3 separate regions of the Homo sapiens genome follow, and regions 2 and 3 are each linked to region 1. A link is an interaction called in ENCODE POLR2A ChIA-PET data of the cell type or tissue named here. Cell type or tissue: MCF 10A. All regions are shown on one strand.

Evidence for each region. ChIA-PET counts read pairs that join two places held together with the same protein. Peaks named below come from ENCODE experiments on the same cell type or tissue, not always from the same donor. Only the 100,000 strongest peaks of a DNase experiment are listed, where the experiment ranks them.
Region 2: POLR2A ChIA-PET joins it to region 1 with 19 read pairs; 4 of 35 experiments call an interaction of 5 or more read pairs at or near these places.
Region 3: POLR2A ChIA-PET joins it to region 1 with 23 read pairs; 7 of 35 experiments call an interaction of 5 or more read pairs at or near these places.

What each region holds. Positions count from the first base shown.
Region 1 is chr2:172,230,945-172,233,444 of GRCh38, forward strand. No RefSeq gene overlaps it. Among named protein-coding and RNA genes, the nearest start is that of DLX2-DT, 130 kb to the left of the region's middle. In MCF 10A, no CTCF peak of the experiment used is centred here; DNase peaks (open chromatin) are centred at 7 and 1,177.
Region 2 is chr2:172,446,476-172,448,975 of GRCh38, forward strand. All of the region lies in intron 1 of ITGA6 (integrin subunit alpha 6), which reads left to right. Among named protein-coding and RNA genes, the nearest start is that of ITGA6-AS1, 18 kb to the right of the region's middle. In MCF 10A, no CTCF peak of the experiment used is centred here; a DNase peak (open chromatin) is centred at 1,556.
Region 3 is chr2:172,281,775-172,284,274 of GRCh38, forward strand. All of the region lies in intron 2 of LOC107985960 (a long non-coding RNA gene), which reads left to right. Among named protein-coding and RNA genes, the nearest start is that of ITGA6, 140 kb to the right of the region's middle. In MCF 10A, no CTCF peak of the experiment used is centred here; no DNase peak of the experiment used is centred here.

The sequences.
Region 1 (2,500 bases):
GAGATGCCAGCTATTCCATACATCATCCTCTGCCACCTGCCAAGGAGGCGAGATACTGCTGGGGAGAAAACAGCTTTTACTCATTCCTTTGTATTTGGGCCTGAATACCAGCCAGAAGCAGTGGGGTTTGGTTAGTAAGTCTGTCGCAAATCATGCTAATGGAAGTGCTGTGTAGAACATCAGGGCTGGGGAGTGTGTGATTGTTGAAAATTTCAGGCAGGGTGTTATCCTCCCCAGTGTTCCACTTAAGGAGCTGCTCTGCTGCAATCACATCATTGTGGCTGGGTGTGAGCAGCCTGCTCTGACAGGAAAGGACAGGCAAGGTTCGGGGTGGGGAGCACTCGGAGGTCTGTGATGTGATTAGTGGAGGGTTAGCACGGACAAGCTGTTGGCCTGGTCTCTTGAGTAGTGAACCCAGATGGGAGAGACAGTTTGCCGAATGCACAAAGACAAAGGAGAGCAGGACAGTTACAAGTGCCACCCTCAAACTCCATCAGACGGTGCTAGGTGAGGTTTCCCTTGGACTTATACCATCTGACAAGTTGGCCAAATTAGACATCATACTCAAAGAAAGGGCCCACCATGTTCAGGGAGAAATCTTTCAGTCCTGGGGCATAGAGGTTTGCCATTGTCTTCCCTCTGCCTGACTTTGGTGCGTCCTGGCACTCAGCTTTCACGGTTGGCCCAGGTCTGAGTTTCATGTTGCTCCCATCTGTCCCTTTCACCTGGAGAACCTGTTATACTTCATGACCTGCTGACATCCTCCTCCAGTAGGTAATGTGTGGTGCTAGAGGCCCTTCATTTTACCAGTGATATCAGAGGTGTACTGGAGGCAGAAGAGTCGCCCACAGCAGAATGGCTCATGGTGAAACCTGCAGAGGTTATCTGAATGAGTCCTTCCTGGTTTACATGAGCTATCTTTAGGAAAGCAGGGGCTTCCATTTTTCCACTAACATTGCCCAAATGCCTCTCCTTTCCCACCTTGTCCCAAACACACACCTGCACCCCTCCTTGGCTCCCTTCTTCTCTCCCTAGGTGACTAGATTAGTAAATCTGAGTTAAATACACTTGAAGGGGCCTTGGTGTTTTTTAAGCCGTGGTGCTGAACCAGCTTCTCCTGCTGCCTGCCCTCCTGAGTCATTGCCTGGCCTAGTTGCCAGTAAGAGTTGGGAGGAGGGAAAGGTGACTAATAACAAGCATGGGGGAATCTTTAGCCTGGAGAGCGATTTTCCTGCTTTCTTTACACCAAGTCATTGTGTGGAAGGAATGCGTGTGTGTGTGTGTGTGTGTGTGTGTGTGTGTGTGTGTGTGCATGCTGGGGCCTTTTCCAAAAGCAAGTGCTTTCTCAGCATCACCTGGGGCCCTTGCCACAGGAGGATGTTCTGAGGTCATGCTCTTTTCCTTCTTGTTGTCAGACTCGAGTCCAACATTAGCTTTGTTATTCCGGCCAGATGAGGAAGGAGACCATTTGGAAGTCATTTTTCACCATGTTCTTGGGCTTACTAATCCGATCACCTTTCTTGTCAGATCAAAGGTGATTGTTAAGTGTACTAAATTCTTCACACAGGACTTTTGCCCTTTTTTCAAATTTCTGTTTCTCCAAAACTGTAAAAATGAGCATAGATGCTTTCAAAATGAAAGTCCCTCCACAAATAACCCTAATGGAAAGGGAAACAACATCCTTCGGTACACTTCTTGCTTTCTGGGCCCTCAGAGAAGGGATCGGTCTGGGAGAAAGGGATTGTGTATCCAAACTGGACACCTCCAGCCAGCCAGAAAAGAGGATCTGTGCCTTTATTTATACTGTATTTACACAGCTCGGTGACCATTGAAGAAGTCTGTTTAATGAAATGCTGGAGTCGTTTTTAGATGGGCCTGTTGGAATCATTATGAGTAAACACGTGTAGAGATTTATTTTCCTTCTCCCAGAGGTCTCTTGGAGGTCCCTGAAGATAAATATTTGCATGGTTTCCAGTTTATACTTCCCCAGCCTAATGTGGTGCTGAGGCAAGTGGTTTGCCTCCTTTCACTGAGCTTGTTAACATGCACAGGACCCCTGTCCTCCCAGGGCGGGCTGTGACATTCTAACCCTGCCTCAGAGACAGTGCCTGGGTGGGCAGCCACTTGACCAACCTAAAGGCTAGTGCAGGCGTGGGCTTGTTGCTGTTCCAAGCAACCACACGCGGTAGTTGGTGGAGTGGACCAGCTTGAATCTAATGGTTTACCTTGCGTTCATGAAGCCAGGTCCTGCGTGAATCTGCATGGCTGCCCCAGTGTTATGGAATGTGGGGGCAGTGGACATAATTCTCAAGTGTCCTGAGAAATGCAGATCTCTGGAATTCTCAGTGTTCTCTTTGGGAAGCTGATTTACACTTGCTTTTCAATTGTTTTCCCTTCAGACCCTTAATCCAAAACAAACCAGGAGATGTTACCAAAGACATGGTTTAAACAATTTTTTTGATTGGTCTTTGTCTCCTTTCTTGGTTTAAAGTGAGGGGAC
Region 2 (2,500 bases), 220 kb after region 1:
AATGATAAAACTTTATTCCCATAACAGAAATTTACTAAGCATCTACTATGTGCCGAGCACTGTGCAAAGGTCAGGGATGGAAATGGTGAGCTCACAATCCAAGTGTGTACAGTTTCCTAGACTTGGTTTCTTGAAAGGAAAACTCACTAGAGATTGGACTCCAAATCACAAATGTCATTTGGCAACTGATAAGTCGGGTATCTGGTAATTCAGAAGCACAGGAAATGATTAAATGCCACATTTGACAAGATCTGGCAGCTGCCTTGTGAAACTGAAAGAACAGGATTGCCTGGAGACAATTATCAGAACTTGGACTTTCATTTTTCCTTGCTGCAGTAGACAGTGTTTTATTGTGGCTCTTTAAGAGATGTCTTAGTGGTATGAATTGCTTGGTCAGCTGAAAACTTTTCACCTAATTTAATTTTATTTTTAATTTTTTTGAGACAGAGTCTCACTCTGTTGCCCAGGCTGGAGTGCAGTGGCGCAATCTTGGCTTAGTGCAACCTCCACCACCCAGGTCCAAGCGATTCTTGTGCCTTGGCCTCTGAAGTAGCTGGGATTACAGGTGTGCACCACCGTGCCCGGCTAATTTTTGTATTTTTAGTAGAGATGGGGTTTCGCCATGTGGGCCAGGTTGGTCTCAAACTCCTGACCTCAAGTGATCTCCCTGCCTGAGCCTCCCAAAGTGCTGGGATTATAGGTGTGAGGCACCACGCCTAGCCAAATTTTATTTTTATTTTTATTTATTTATTTTTTATTTTGTGAGATGGAGTCTCACTCTGTCGTCCAGACTGGAGTGCAGTGGTGTGATCTCCGCCTCCCAGGTTCAAGCTATTCTCATGCCTCAGCCTCCCAAGTAGCTGGGATTGCAGGCGTCCACCACTATGCCCAGCTAATTTTTGTATTTTTAGTAGAGACGAGGTTTTACCATGTTGACTAGGCTGGCCTCGAACTCCTGATCTCAAGTGATTCGCCCATCTCAGCCTACCAAAGTGCTACGATTACAGGTGTGAGTCACCACACCCAGCCCCAATTTTATTTTAAAATGAGCTAGTTATATATTTATTTCTGTACTTACAAATTTCTGTTGAAGTGGAATTCTTGATCATTTTAAATGCAGGCCAGTTGCTTTTGTGATTTTTATGTTGTTGCTAATGTTATTCTTTTTTCCTTGAGGTTATTGAAATTCTTATGTTGGGAGGTAAGAAGCAAGTGTTGGTGGACCAAGGTCACACCAAAAATAGATCCTAGGGATAGAACCAGAATTCCAGAATTCTTTTCCTGTCTCCTCCTCCATTTTCCTGATCTGACCGCTCTTATTAGCATATTCCCTTTAAATAGTTGAAATTGAGGGTTGTGATTTCACATTTTTTCCCCCGGTACGTGGTAAAGACTTTGAGCTGAAGGAGTTGAAAGTTGTGGATGTTAAAAACACGTTCTGCTTTGGATGTTCCTTTACTGCATGAGCTCCCTTGCTCTTAATGAGACACACCCATAGTAAAGTCCAGACACTCAGTCTGGACTTAACTGAGTCAGGTTAAGAACTAGAACCCTCAGGCGCAAATGTCACATGAGCATCATATTCACTAGAAAATGGGTTTAGTTCTAGCATGCTCTTTCAAGGAGGCAGGAAAGAAGGCATCTTGTGAAATTTTGGGAAGGCCAGGATAAAATTGCTGGTCTTGTGCTCCAGTTAAAGGTAACAGGTATTCTTTGCCTTTAATTTTGCCTTTAGCACAGATCTCAAAGTACTTAATAGACGTTAATTATAACTGACCATGCTCTTGTAATAGATTTTTTTTAATGAGTAAACTGGGGTGTAGTGATGTCATCAAATCAAGCAGAAAGGAGACTCTTGGAGTAGTGGTTTAGAGCAAGATCTGGGAGCCCAGGAGTGCTAGGCACAACTCCTGGTTTGTCACTTACCAGCTGTGTGACCTTGGACAAGTTACTTGTCTTCTCAATTTGTGTCCACATTTGTAAAATGGGTAATGGCAATAGTGTCTCTTATATTATTGTCTCTTATAGTGTCTCATGTTATTAGGCAGAGTACCTAATATGAGAGCATAGGAGATGATAGCTGTTGGGGCATTATTAATAATAGCTTGTTTGCCTCCTTTGAAAGTAGGCTATGTTTGTGATTTCTTAGAAGGTTATTAGAAATCTAGTCTTTTGAATGTGGAGTTGTAGTTTATAGTCAAAAGAGAGCCTCAGCCTTTTAACCAACTTTCTGTGTAAACATGAAAATTCCGGGCTGGATTTGTTCCACTGTGAATTTTAGCTCACACTTGCCCAACTGGATTATCCAGTAAGTATAATTTAAAAATAGGGTTTGGTTTTTCTTCTCCAAACACCCTTAAGGTTACAAAAAAAAGCAGGATCTGCTTCCTGCCCTCAAGGAGTTTATAGCCTAGTAAAGTGAAATTGGGAGAAGTACTTGCCCTTGGAGATGATGAAACTTGAGTTAGGGGTCTTGAAGGCAAAATCGTAGGTAAGGCCT
Region 3 (2,500 bases), 51 kb after region 1:
AGACAGTCTGAGCTCATCAGATTCAGGACATGAGGAAAGTTATCTTGGTTTTCCTTTCTACTCTCCCTTCTTCCCTTCACTCTTTCCTTTCCTCCATCTTGTCCACATTTTCTAGACTGCTTACTGTCACTTTCTGAAACAAGAAAAAGATTCCACTTTTCATTGCTTATTAATGCTAAATGACTACCCATTCCCTCGAAGCTATTAATATATATATAAAGAAGTAGGGCATGGAGTGCTGAAATGCAACTGTGTGTCACTTAACAATGTAGATATGTTCTATGAAGTGCATTGTCAGGCGATTTCTTTGTGCAAACATCATAGAGTGTACTTGCATAGCTCTAGATGGTACTGCCTACTATACACCTGGGCTGTGTGGTATAGCCTATTGCTCCTAGGCTATAAAACTGTACAGCATGTTACTGTACTGAATATACCATAGGCAGTTGTAACACAATGATCAGTATTTGTGTATCTAAACATAGAGAAGGTTATGGTATAAAAGATAAAAAATGATATACTTGTAAGGACACTTACCATAAGTGGAGCTTACAGGACTGGAAGTTGCTCTGGGTGAGTCAGTGAGTAAGTGGTGAGTGATTGTGAGGGCCTGGGACATTACTGTACATTACTGTAGACTTTATAAACACAGCACACTCAGGCTACACTAAATTCATTTTACTTTTTTTGAGACAGTCTCACTCTGTCATTCAGGCTGGAGTGCAGTGGCATGATCTTCGCTCACTGCAACCTCTGCCTCCTGGGTTCAAGTGATTCTCCTGCCTCAGCCTCCCTAGTAGCTGGGCTTACAGTTGCCCACCACCATGCCTGGCTAATTTTTGTATTTTTAGTAGAAATGAGCTTTCACCATGTTGGCCAGGCTGGTCTCAAACTCTTGACCTCAAGTGATCCGCCTGCCTTGGCCTCCCAAAGTGCTGGGATTAGAGGCGTGAGCCACTGTGCCTGGCTTAAATTTATTTTAAAACTCTTCTTTCTTCAATAATAAATTAACCTTAGCTTACTGTAACTTTTTCACTTTATAAGCTTTTTAATGTTTTTAACTTCTTTTGGAATAACACTTAGCTTTAAACACAAAGGCATTATACAGCTATGCAAAAATATTTTCTTTATATCCTTATTCTATACATTTTTTTCATTAAATTTTATTATTATTATTTTTACTTTTAAACTTTTTTGTTAAAAACTAAGACAACTACACACACATTAGCCCGGGCTTAATCATCGGGGTCAGGATCATCAATATGTCATCAGGGGATAGGAATTTTCCAGCTCTATTCTAATCCTATGGCATCACCATCATACATGCAGTCTGTTGTTGCCTGATGTCACTGTGTGGCACATGACTGCAGGGGGTGTGGGAAGCCCATTTCTGAGTCAGTTAGAAGGCATATATATTTTCTTCCTTTGCCGTCACTTTACGTTTGTAATTCTGAGGCTCTCTACACGGTTCACTTGGGACTGTATGTTAAGGCTGCTGTTAACTATAAAACAGGTTAAACTGTATTTCAGAGTAGGCATAATTAATGAGGGTGTTATTTCAGGAACAATGATAGGGATTGTGAATAGTCAAGATTCATTCTAGAATGAGCAAGAAATTTGCTGGAAAAAAGAGGTGTAATGAAAAAGGAAGCTTCTTTCTATTTCTGATGAGGAGCTTGGTATGTCTGTAGTTTGATTTTGTAACAATTGTTTTCCCTGAAGTAATTTGGATGCTGCATTAGTCTGATTATTATGATTTCCTGTTTAGAACCCAGATACCTTCTCGATATGTCCCCAATAGCATATTTCTGGAAATGACTTCAACCAATTACATTAGCTCTCATTCCCTTGGTTTCTATGTGGTTGACCAGACAGGAATCAGGCTGCCTGAGTGTGCAATCCAGATAGCAAGAGGCAGTCGGTAGAGAGAGTGTGAAATTGCCCTGAGATACTGTGTGGTCTGCAGGCGGGTCCAAGTGAAGGAATGTGATGCAGCTGAGGCCTCGGGGGTGGGGCCGGGGGGCATATTTTTGATGTCTGAAATATCTTGACCAACTGGCCTTTCAGGGATAATTTTGATGACCATGTTTCATCTGGTGCCGAGTCTACTTCTGGTGCTTGACTCATGAAGGTATCAGTGATGACAAGGATAATGAAATTTATCTTCAAACCTACTCCCCTTAAATGTAGTAGATGTAAGCACTGGGACAAATCTGAAAAGAGTCTTCAGCATCTCCTTAAGGTTACTACTATTATGGATAATAGTGCTGTATCATTTACAAAACCATAGCCATATTGTGCAGCAGGTATTATTATTCCTGTTTTACAGATGTGTAAACTGAGGCACAGAGAGGTTCAGGGATATACTAATGTTGCCTACCGAGTGAGCAGTGGAGGTGGGATTTGACCCCAGTTGCCTGAATCCAAATCATCCCGTTCCCATCTTCTCCCCTAATGATGTCATGCCCCATGCTGCATCGGTGGAGGGGTTTTATGGGAG